2 separate regions of the Homo sapiens genome follow, and region 1 is linked to region 2. Evidence: chromatin contacts called from ENCODE Hi-C data. All regions are on one chromosome and are shown on one strand. Each heading gives the region's core, a stretch centred on a gene start or an enhancer-like site at or near the end of the contact. The rest is flanking DNA. Distances are from core to core; before and after follow the strand shown. Region 1 overlaps JAKMIP1 (janus kinase and microtubule interacting protein 1). Region 2 has its middle 37 kb from the start of NSG1.

The links. Hi-C counts contacts between places; a loop is a spot of excess contacts on that map. Pooled maps may share reads with other maps.
Region 1: a map with no recorded cell type shows a loop between it and region 2 (8-fold over the local background). The contact joins two enhancer-like sites. A Hi-C loop is called at or near these places in 5 of 37 single-sample maps with no recorded cell type and 3 of 50 pooled maps.

The regions. Positions count from the first base shown.
Region 1 is chr4:6,178,277-6,184,494 of GRCh38, reverse strand. The region is part of intron 1 of JAKMIP1 (janus kinase and microtubule interacting protein 1); the gene reads left to right. Among named protein-coding and RNA genes, the nearest start is that of JAKMIP1, 19 kb to the left of the region's middle. RefSeq lists an enhancer at 3,427-3,716. Within about 2 kb of position 4,968, at least 5 of the 41 ENCODE cell types and tissues checked have a DNase peak (open chromatin) inside an H3K27ac peak, as active enhancers do.
Region 2 is chr4:4,346,935-4,352,952 of GRCh38, reverse strand. No RefSeq gene overlaps it. Among named protein-coding and RNA genes, the nearest start is that of NSG1, 37 kb to the left of the region's middle. Within about 2 kb of position 4,257, at least 3 of the 41 ENCODE cell types and tissues checked have a DNase peak (open chromatin) inside an H3K27ac peak, as active enhancers do.

The sequences.
Region 1 (6,218 bases), core at 3,719-6,218, 1.8 Mb before region 2:
AAGGCACCCTGGCTCTTATACTGCACTTGCCTTGCCCTCTCTCCCTCCTTGTGATGCTGAGTGTGGGCTGTATTGTCATTTCTAGGAAAGGAGGGAAGGCGGCAGAGTCTGAAAACCAGCAGTGGGCTGGGAGTAGGGAGGCGTGTGTTCGAGGCATGCCCCCTTCCTGGCTGTGGTGCCTGGGAGCGGTTCTTCCTTCCCTAGGGCATTTGTGGAGTGTCTGCTATGTGCTGGGCACCTGGTTTCTGCCTATTGAGAAGGGATGATACTCACAGGACAGTGTGATACACTCACCTCTCTTTGGGTTTGTTTTCCCATCTGCAAAATGAAGTCTTTTCAAAAATAAAATTTTTACATAGCTAAACCACCCTGCTCCAATATACAAAACAGAGAAGTGATGGTTTATTCTCACATTTATCTTATGACTTTAAACTGACAACATTTACCAGTTATAAGGTCAGTCAGTGAGGACAGTGAGGTTGCTCTGATGAATTCAACTTTCAAAACGAAAAGTATAGGGTGACAGTTGCAATCTGAACAGCTGTGGCATCTTGAGTATTAATGGACTTTGTTGTGGTTGTGAAAATATTCTGTTGTGACGATTTGCATACCGCATTTGTGATTCCGTTTTTGGGAGTGACTTGTCTTGCATTCTCAGAGTGCATTTCACTGGAGATGACAGGAGAGGCTGTCCCCCAAGCCCTGCACAAAGCTGAGTGTTCACCTGGCAGCCCAGGTCCCTGCAGTGGGGTCTACCAGGGTTAATATTGGGTTTGCAGCCCATTTGAGTTGGTGTGATGTTTTCACAGTTTAAAATTATTACACCTAGAAAAAAGAAGTCAAGCATCTGTTGCTCCAGACCTTTGACTCCTGGCCCTCCCAAACATCTTCAAGGAGCACCAGGACTCCATGGAAGGTGGTTTGAAAACCAAGTCCCAGCACCCTGAGTACTGAAGTTTCTGTTCCATTTTACTTTCTTTTTTAAATTTATTTATTTATTTATTTATTTATTTATTGAGACAGAGTCTTGCTCTGTCACCCAGGCTGGAGTGCAATGGCATGATCTTGGCTCACTGTAACCTCTGCCTCCCAGGTTCAAGCGACTCTCCTGCCTCGGCCTCCCAAGTAGTTGGTATTACAGGCACCCGCCACCAAGCCCGGCTAATTTTTGTATTTTTAGTACAGACGGAGTTTCACCATGTTGGCCAGACTGGTCTCAAACTCCTGACCTCAGGTGATGCGCCTGCCTCAGCCTCCCAAAGTGCTGGAATTACAGGCGTGAGCCACTGCACCTGGCCCTGTTCCATTTTAGACATCAGCCAGCACCCCTTCGCAGGGCACCTGTATCTGTGTGTCTAGATATCTGTGGTATTGTTATCTGCCTGTATCATGTTTAGCTCTTTGTTCTGTCTCAACCTTCAAGAGTCCTTGTATTACTAAGATGGGACCTGGGAACCTGGAGCCTCCAGGACCATCACTGGCTGAGCTGAGCTGAGCTGAGCGGGAGGAAGGGCTGCCTTGGGAGCTGGCACTGGCCTGACCTCCAAGTCTCTGTGAGCAGACCTTGAGGGACCTGTGCCTTCCTAGGCATCTCCAGGTCATATCTGCTCCCTTCTTCCTCGGGATGGCTGTGGAGTTATAGGAAGTGTTTGGGGAAAGGAGCAGTTGTATCTAGAAACGGTGATATGTTTCCGAAACTCACACTGTCACTCCACTGCTCCAGGGGCTCCCCGCTGGCCCAGGATAAAGCACAGACTCCTTGTCATCACACATGTGGCCTTATCTCCTGATGCTCCTGCTGTTACCTACTGTCTCAGACCATTTGGCTGCCATAGCAGAAATACCATAGACAGAGGGGCTGAAACAACAGAAGCTTATTTCTCACCGTTCTGGAGGCTGGAAGTCTGAGATCATGGTGCCAGACAACTTGGTTCATGGTGAGGCCCCTCTTCCTGGTTCGCAGGAGGCTGCCTTCTTACTGTGCCCTCGCATGGTGGAGAGAGAAAGGAAATAAGCTCTCTTGTGTCCCCCTCCTTTTTTTCTTTTCTTTTCTTTCTTTCTTTCTTTCTTTTTTTTTTTTTTTTCTGAGACAGGGTCTCGCTCTGTTACCCAGGCTGGAGTGCAGTGGTGTAATCACTGTTCATTGCAGCTTTGAGCTCCCGGGCTCAAGTGATCCTCCCACCTCAGCCTCCCAAGTAGCTGGGACTACAAATATGCACCACCACACCTGACTAATTTTTTTAATTTTGTAGAGATGAGGTCTCATTATGTTGCCCAAGCTGGTCTTGAACTGAGCTCAAGCAATCCACCTTCCCCGGCCTCCCAAAGAGCTGGGATTACAGGTGTGAGCCACCGAGCCTGGTTTCCTGTCCCTTCTTATAAGGTCACTAATCTCATCATGAGGGCTTCACCCTGATGACCTAATTACCCACCATAGGGTTTCAATGTATCAATTTGGGGGGACATAAACATTCACTCCATAACACTGTCCCTTACCTTATTGAATCGTCTGCTTTCCCTGAACTTGCCCAGACCCCTCCTCCTCCTGTCTGCACAGGCTCATCTCCTTGGGCATCACCCATCCTCCCAAGGCCAGGGCGGGTCCCTCCCTGTACATCTGTCTGTCACAGCCATGGTCACAGTGTGTGACTGATGCCATTCACAGTCTTCTTCCCCGCTGGCTAGAGCTCTGTGAGGGAAGGGGCTGTGTGAGATTCATGTTTGAGGCTCAGCACAGGGTCTGGCATGGAACAGGCACTAGGATGCTGTTGAATGAATGAATGAATGAATGGAGCTTGCGTTGCTGCTGCTCTCCCTCTCTGATGCCAATTGACTTTTCTTTGACCCCTGCTCCTCCATCTGCATATCCTGATTTCACCCCTTCCACAGCCCACTTTGGATGTCCCTTCCCTCACCACGCTGGCACCCATAGGCCCTGGTCTCCCAGTTATCACCTGGGCTTGTTACAGTGTCTCCTTTGCTTGGCTAGGAGCTCCTCAAGGGATGGGGGAGCCACTGAGACATTGAGGGACTCTGCAAATGTCTGCACCTGAGAAGGACTTCCTTCTGTACTGAGCTGGTGGTAACCTGATAGTGACCTGGTAGTAACCTGGCAGTAAGCTCATCTTGGTTTATGTACTCCAGGCCTGTAATTAGTGTTACTCTTCGAGCCCCTGGTCTCTTCCTCTCTCAGCATGACCCTCCCCTCCACCCTTTCTGGAACTGCTTTCTTGAGAGGAAGCCTAAGAAATGTGAACTGCGTCCACCAGCACATCTCACAAAGCCTTGTGCACACAGGAGGTGTTTGGTAGGTGTCTGTCAAGGAGCGCCCTGTTCAGCATCTAGTCATATCAAGCCCACACGGGGTGGTGAGTATAGAAAGGATGTAGAAACCACAAAAAGAAGTTGCCCTTTGCTTGGAAGTCACTGACTACCCCTTCTTGTTCTTGGTGGTGTGGTTACTTGCTAGTCTCTTGACTCATTTCAGCAGAGGTGAGACAGAAACGACCTGATGGCTGGGGCCTTTTCTGGGACTTCTTAAGGGGTCTTTGCACGTTAATAAAGGGGAGATTCCAAAATGATGCAATGAGTTGGCCAAGAGCCAGCAAGTAGCAGTTGAAAAAGAAAAAGTTTTTATACTAAGCTTGGGACTTGAGCAGCTAGACTCCTCCCTGCTCAATGTGCCATGGCCCTCTGAGAACAAAGCACGTTGACAGAAAATTAAATGTCACTGAATTAGCTGCAACATCCACTTGCTACAACCTCCACCCCCACTTGCTAATTGGGTCATGTTGGTCAAAGTACTTCACCCCTTCCTGCTGGTCCATTAAAATGGGGGTACTAAGAATACCCTTGTCACAGGGCTGCAGAATACTAGGTAATTTGGACAGTTTGAAACAGTTCCTGCTACACAGTGAGAGCTATATAAATGGTGACTTATTACTTGGTGCATGTTTGTTGAATTGTAGTAAATTATCTGATGGGAGAGGGGTGTCTGTGTTGTTATGGTGCTTAATTCTTCTTGTAGCACAGGTATCGGTCCCCATTGCCTATCCTCACCTCCAAGTTTCTCTCCTGTTCAGCAGCTGATAAGATTTTATAGTGAAAATCTCAATAAGAAAGAAGACTTCACGTGCACAGAATGTTCTAAAGGAAGCTTCATTATGTTCTCTTGAATGTTGATAAACAACTCTCATTTCTATTTGATGAGAATTTTTTGTGGGTTCTGAATGTTACGAGTAGCAATTTTATCAGAAATTATTTCTGTTTGTGGGTATGTTTGGTGGGGAATTGAAGTTGGTGGTTTTCTGATATTGGAAGCATTTCATGAACTGGGGTATTTCAAAACTGCTGTTTATGAAAGTGTTGGGGCTAATTCAGTGGCACTTAATTTTCTGTCAATATGCTTTGTTCTAAGAGGGTCATGGCTTGTTGTGCAGGAAGGAGCCTGCTGTTTATCCCTGCAAATGTTCTTGCATGGCTTCTAAGAGGATGTCAGGCATGCTGCTGGTCCTAGGGATAGAAAACAAAACAGACACAGTTCTTTGGGCAGCTGGGAACTGGTCTTAGATTCAGAGAGACCTGGGTTCAAGTCCTGACTCTGTCATTTACAAGCTATGGATTTTAAGAAAGTGACTTCACCTCTTTGAGCCTCAGTTTCCTTATCTGTCATATGGGGATAATATTGCTACCTGTTTTACAAGGAGGCTTTGAGGATGGATTGAGATGAGGTGTACCCAGCATACTACCTGGCATAGAATAGTCTCTTCTTTTGAGTGGCAGCTCTTGGTTTAGCTGTTGCTTTTGGTCTGGGGGCAGGAGTGATACCCCAAGAGACCCATGCAGCCTGACTCAGGGCCACTGCTGGGCCACTTCCCTTCCCTTGTTCTCTGCCTGGTGCAATGAGCAGGGTCACCTTTTGCAGAGGAGGTAGGTTTGTGTCAGGGCAATGGGCTTGGTTTCCTGTGGGTTTGTGGCTTTGTAGGGTTGTCCCTTGACGGTGCCTGTAGGGGGTGTCAGGAAGGTAGAGGAAGGAGGTGGTGGTGGATGGGGCAGGGTCTCCCTGTGTGGGGCTCAGCCTTCCTGTCCTGTTCCATCCAGTCTGCCTCTTGGCTGTTGCATTTACTGAGTACTCACCTGAGCAGGTGCTTTAGGTTCCTCTTTAAGCCTCTCAACCACCATGCAAGATGGTAGGAGGAAACCAAGACCCCACGAGGTTAAGCAGTCATTTAGGGGTTAGAGTTAGTGAATCTGGGGCTTTGAGATGAGAATCTCACCCTCTCTCCAGCCACATAGGGCTGCCCAGGTGGTTTCAGCAAAGGTGGCATGGGAGACCTAGGTGTGCCTGTGGGTCCTTCTAAGACCATTTCATGAAAAAGAGCAACAAAGGTTTGAAAAGCACATTCTAGTCTTTCCCCAACCACTCTCTGGACATATAGCCCAGTTTTATTTTTTCCTGGGAATATGCTATACCAGCTTTGTAACCTGATCTTTTTGGATGTGGCAATCCATTCTGAAGACATTCCAGAGAAACAATTCATAAATGAATGACCGAGTGTGCTCTCCGAGCCAGGCACTGTGCCGGGGCAGGGAGACAGCTGGTGAACAATCCCATGTGAAGAGGGAGGGACCTTAATCAAGTACGAGGTGCTCTGAGGTTGGGAGATGGGGGAGGTTTGTGTGGGGATGAGGTCAGTGGAAGCCTCTCTGGAGACATGACCTAGAGAATTTGGTAGGGTATATTAGTCTGTCCTCACATTGCTAATAAAGACATACCTGTGACGGGAATTTATAAAGAAAAGAGGTTTAATTGACTCACAGTTTTGCATGGCTGGGGAAGCCTTAAAAAACTTACAATCATGGCATTAGGGGAAGCAAACACGTCCTTCTTCACCTGGCGGTATCAAGGAGATGCAGTTTCGAAATATCCCGGTTCATGAAATGCTTCCAATATCATCAGAAAACCACCTACTTCAATTCCCCACCAAACACACCCACAGACACAAATAATTTCTGATAAAATTGCTACTCGTAACATATTCAGAACCCACTTAAAGTTCTGATCAAATAGAGCTTACTCACTATCATGAGAATAGTATGGGGTAAACTGCCCCCATGATTCAATTACCTCCCGAGAGGTCCCTCCCACCACACATGGGGATTATGGGAACTACAATTCAAGAGGAGATTTGGGTGGGGACACAGCCAAACCATATCGT
Region 2 (6,018 bases), core at 3,008-5,507:
AGAGGGAGTACACCAGACAAAACAAACTCAAATTTGTGTTATACTATCTCAAAATTGAGTTGTCTCATTTCTCGGTTGGGGGCAGCACCAGTGTTAAAACTAACAAATGGGCCGAGCCCGGTGGCTCACGCTTGCAATCCCAGAACTTTGGGAGGCCAAAGTGGGCAGATCACAAGGTCAGAAGTTCAAGACCAGCCTGGCCAACACAGTGAAACCCCCTGTCTACTAAAAATACAAAAATTAGCTGGGTGTGGTGGCGGGCACCTGTAATCCCAGCTACTTGGGAGGCTGAGGCAGGAGAATCACTTGAACCTGGGAGGTGGAGGTTGCAGTGAGCCAAGATCGTGCCACTGCACTCCAGCCTGGGCGACAGTGGGAGACTCTGTCTCAAAAAAAAAAAAAAAAGAAAAAAGAAAAGTTAAAATGGGAGTTAATATATGTAATTAAAACTACTAGTTACAAAATAAACAATTTTATATACAGAAAATAAAAGAAAATTGAAAAGACAGAGTAATTTGTTTTCTTTTACATGAGAAAGAATTTTGTGTGGTCAAAATGATAAGGGAGAAAATAAACTTTTTTCCTAAGGTGGAATGCCAATAGGAAAAAGGAAGTATAGGCCAAAATTGAAGGTTACATGAACTGTAGAAGGTTTGTGGGAGATACGGCCGGGCATGGTGACCCAAGATAGAAGCACAAAAAGGTAGAAATAAATGAGGAGGCCGGGCGCGGTGGCTTATGCTCGTAATCCCAGCACTTTGGGAGGCCAAGGCAGGTGGATCACTTGCGGTCAGGAGTTTGAGACCAGCCTGACCAGTATGGTGAAACCCCCTCTCTAGTAAACATACAAAAAATTAGCTGGGTGTGGTGGTGCGCACCTGTAATCCCAGCTACTGGGGGAGGCTGAGGCAGGAGAATCCCTTGAACCTGGGAGGCAGAGGTTGCAGTGAGCTGAGATCGTGCCACTGCACTCCAGCCTAGGCGACAAAGCAAGACTCTGTTTCAAAAAAAAAAACAAAGATTTGTGGAAGATTAATCTCATGAAAGGAATTTTGTGTGTGATCAAGTTGGCTAAAATTAGAAGGGAATTATTTAGTTTTTCCAAAAACTGAGGAAACTGTGCATTAATATGAAAAGCACATTGATGCAGGGTCAGAGTATGGGCCTTAATGTTGGAATGACAGGGTTTTCTTGAAGCATCCATCTATTCTTTAATATAAAATTATATGAGTTTATAAAAGGTTTATGGAAATCTTATGTGGCCAAAGATGATTGAGATTGGATGGATTTGTTGATAATTAGGTTTTATTAAATTACCTTTAGCATTAATAATATGCTGATACAAAGGTAGAATTTGGTTTTATCTTTTGAACATGAGTTTCATATAATATTAATAAGATAATAAAAGACTCATGTTTACCTTTTGAGTAAACTGCAAAAAAAAAAAAGAGAAAAAAAGACTCCGTTCATCTCATTCTTCATGCTGTCTTTATTAGGCCTTTTGATTGGAAAACCGGGTCTCTTCTCTATCAAAGAGTAAAGAGGGTGCTTTTTGAAATCTTTAAATTATCACTTTGGCAAAATAAATGACTATTGTTTTACACTGACCTGTGATCCTATTTTAATTAAGTGTGCTAAATCTTCCTTTTTAAGAAGGAACTCCTGTGGCCCAAGAGAAACATATTAAGCCACCGTGGTATGTTAAAGTCATACAGGAAGCTTTGTCAAATAAGAAATGGTGTTTAAATTTGTTTGAGTTATATTTGTATAGATACGTTATGAATGTGTGTTCTCAAGTTATGAGATTCCTAACATTCTGATACGTCTATGTTGTCACACATAATTATAGTTATTATGTTAAATTATTGTATGCCACAGAAATAATCAAATTTCCTTGTTAATTACATCTTTAACTATAGCTACCCGAAGTCTTTTGCCATTCATAGACAATTATTGCTCTATTTTGATTCTTCTCAAAAAGTGATTTACAACTGGCTGCAGTTCAAATTTGCTTTTTCTTCAAAGAGATTCATGGAAAAGGACCCTGGCCCTGTACTCTTTTTTTTTTTTGAGACGGAGTCTTGCTCTTTCGCCCAGGCTGGAGTGCAGTGGCCTGATCTCAGCTCACTGCAAGCTCCGCCTCCTGGGTTCACGCCATTCTCCTGCCACAGCCTCCCGAGTAGCTGGAACTACAGGCGCCCGCCACCACGCCCGGCTAATTTTTTCTATTTTTAGTAGAGACGGGGTTTCACCGTGTTAGCTAGGATGGTCTCGATCTCCTGACCTCGTGATCCGCCCGCCTCGGCCTCCCAAAGTGCTGGGATTACAAGTGTGAGCCACCGCGCCCGGCCGGCCCTGTACTCTTGAATACAGGTTTTTGATAACTTCAAAGATCGTATCATTGGACCAAGTAAAAACATTCAGAACTCTAATAAACTAATGCATTCATGAAGATTGCTAACCCAACATCAAGCAAGACAAGAATTAATTACATGGGACTGAACTGATAGAGGACTGAAATGACTTTTATGATTTTTTGCCCAAAACATTGCTGATTCTTTTTATATTTTGATTTCCACAGTCAAGAAAACTTTTCTCTTTTGAACTATTTGTAGCTTATAGAAACTGGATAAAATATACCTTTGTAAACAAAATGGAAACATTTGCCTTTATCTCTACCTGATTTCCCCAAAACTTGGAAAATCTTCATGAGTATTCGTATTTTATGGCAATCAAGTTATTTGCATTAGTTCAGTAAGAATCTGTTTTCTGTCACAGGATACAATTTAAGACAATTTTTTTTTCAAATCAAGATTCTGACTGGAATGACGTATTTTCAGATATGATAACACTGCTTTGAGGAATTGAAATGGACTTTATAGAGCTGATAAAAAGCCTCTTGGCAAAACTGGCCTGCTATCTTGTCTACATAGTTCCCTTTCAAGGTTTCTAATCTTGCAGTAAATAAAGAATGTGTCTTTCTGATATGCCCAGGAACCAAAAGATATTTTGGGGACCTTGGGAAGAGAGAAATTCACCCAATTTGTACAAGTATTACAGGTGCAGTCTAGCGGTGAATCCTTGGTTTGATGTCCTAGCCTTGAGACTTTTAAAAGTCTAATCTGAAATTCCTTCTGAACGTTCCAGCAAAGTCAACTTAAAAGGGTCTATATGGCCAATCACTATTCTTGCTGCACTTTATGCAAATAATCAGGCCAAGTATAATACTAAACTTTGGTAAAAATAGGGACTGGAGAAAAAAGTTAGGCTCCTGAAGAAAGCTATAGAACACCTGTTATTAGATTCCAGCCCCCGACCATTGTTTTTGAGTTCTTTTATTATTTTCCTACAATTTGAACTGAATCCCCAATGGAATAGGCTTTGTTACTATGTATCTCTCAGGGTTTTGCTTCTTCCAAGAAAACCAGAAAATGATATTCTGAAGAGTGGAGATGATTCAACAAGCAACAACAGCATTTATATAAATCAGTGGCTTGAATGAGGACTACCCAGGAATGAGACTTCCCAGCACTGAGGGATGAAGGACATCTATCACTGCCACCTGCACAGAGACTGATCATCAATGCTGCCATGGGAATAATTTTGATCAACAGGGGGGATATGAGAAAAGAAAAATAGCTCAGAGCAGGCTGAGAACTGAGAGATCTGCAGACCCACAGAGACATGGGTATGGAATTCCAGTCATTCCCTGGCCCCCTGTAGCCGGTGCCTACACCTGGGGACAATTGTTTAAAGTTATTTTGTTCCTACCGGTTGGGCGTGGTGGCTCACGCCTGTAATCCCAGTGAGAGGTGAAGCCAGCTGGGCTTCTGGGTTGGGTGGGGACTTGGAGAACTTTTCTGTCTAACTAAAGGATTGTAAACACACCAATCAGCGCTCTGTGTCTAGCTAAAGGTTTGTAAACGCACCAATCAGCGCTCAGTAAAAACGCACCAATCAGCACTCTGTAAAAACGCACCAATCAGCACTCTGTGTCTAGCTAAAGGTTTGTAAACGCACCAATCAGCACTCTGTAAAAACGACCAATCAGCACTCTGTAAAATGGACTAATCAGCAGGATGTGGTCAGGGCCAAATAAGGGAATAAACGCTGGCCACCTGAGCCAGCAGCTGCAAACCGTTGGGGTCCCCTTGCAGGATGTGGAAGCTTTGATCTTTGGCTCTTCACAATAAATCTTGCTGCTGCTCACTCTTTGGGTCCCCACTAGCTTTATTGTAACACTCACTGTGAAGGTCTGTGGCTTCACTCCTGAAGTCAGCGAGACCACAAACCCATCGGGAGGAACAAACAACTCTGGACGCGCCACCTTTAAGAGTTGTAACACTCACTGCTAAGGTCTGCAGCTTCACTCCTGAAGTTAGCGAGACCACGAACCCACTGGAAGAAGAAACTCGGGACACATCTGAACATCTGAAGGAGCAAACTCTGGACACACCATCTTTAAGAACTGTAACACTCACCGCGAGGGTCCGTGGCTTCATTCTTGAAGTCAGCGAGACGAAGAACGCACCAGAAGTAACCAATTCCAGACACACCAGCACTTTGGGAGGCCAAGACCAGCAGATCACAAGGTCAGGAGTTCAAAACCAGCCTGACCAACATGGTGAAACCCCATCTCTACTAAAAATACAAAAATTAGCCGGGCGTGGTGGCGCATGCCTGTAATCCCAGCTACTTAGGAGGCTGAGGCAGGAGAATCGCTTGAACTCAGGAGGTGGAGGTTGTGGCGAGCTGAGATTACACCATTGCACTCCAGCCTGGGCCACAGAACAAGACTCTGTCTCAAAAAACAAAAAAAGAAAAGAAAAAAAAAGTTATTTTGTTCCTGCCTAGCTGCCTCACTCATTATCTTCATGTTCCTGAAATGTGTGATAAAAAGAACAACCTATACCCAATCAAAACTTGTTATTTTACTACACGTTCTTGATAAACAACTCAGGAACTGCCTCTTCTTTTCCTTTAAAAATTTACTTTTAACTGCTGCTAATTGGAGTGTATATTCAGAGCAATTTGAATCTATGCTCCTGGGATGCAATCCTCAAGCTTGGCCCAAATAAACTTTGTACTTAAATGAATGTTGCCTCAGCTTCTTCCTTTTAAGTCAACAGAGGCAGCTGTGTTCCTCACTAGGGGTCTGTTTTCTAGGTAGATAGGGGAGCGTCAGAGAATAGCCTCCTCCAGTGCTTTGAGAGAGACAGAAGGTTGACAGGCAGGAGGAGAGGGATCAGAGAGACCTTGAGGCTGCTTCTTCAGGTCTGCATGGGAAGTGTCATATTGTGGGGAATTGTTTTCTGTGCTCCAACAATAGTATATGACATGGCCCCATATCTGTCCCAGAGAGAGGCCCTTGTCATACTTGGAAATTTTTCTCTTTATGACTCTTGTCATGAGTATCTCAAGTCCTTTTATTCTGCACAATTTTGTACACATTTGTGGTCCCACTGGATATACAATTTTGCATCCCTTCTCACTTAGCATAAGCATTCTTCTAAGTTAGCAAAAACCCTTTTATTTTATCAATGCCTATGGTTAGACATTTAAGCTAGTTTTAATTTGTTTCTGCCACTGTTTTTTTTTTTTTTTTTCAGATGTTGTAACAGCATCTTTGTATAGAAATTGTGACCACATCTCTGATTATTTCCTTGGGAGAGAGTTTTAGAAGTGGAATCATGGAATCAAATGGAATGGATCTTTTGGCCGCCCCTGGGAAACACTGTCCAATTGCTTCCCGAAAAGAGGCCACAGCAATGTAGGAAAGTGACTGTTCAAGAAACAGTTTCCAGCATTCACAATTACCATTTACAAAAACTTTCACTAATGAAGGCCAAGAAATGGCATCTTACATCAGTTAGTATTTATTTGATCACCAGGGGGTGAAAACATTTGCAGGCATGTTAACTAGTAATATTTTCTTCTGTGGGTTGCCTGTTAATTCTCTTTGCTTCTGACCTTTTATTTATTTTATTATTTCAATAGTTTTTGGGAGTACAGGTGGAT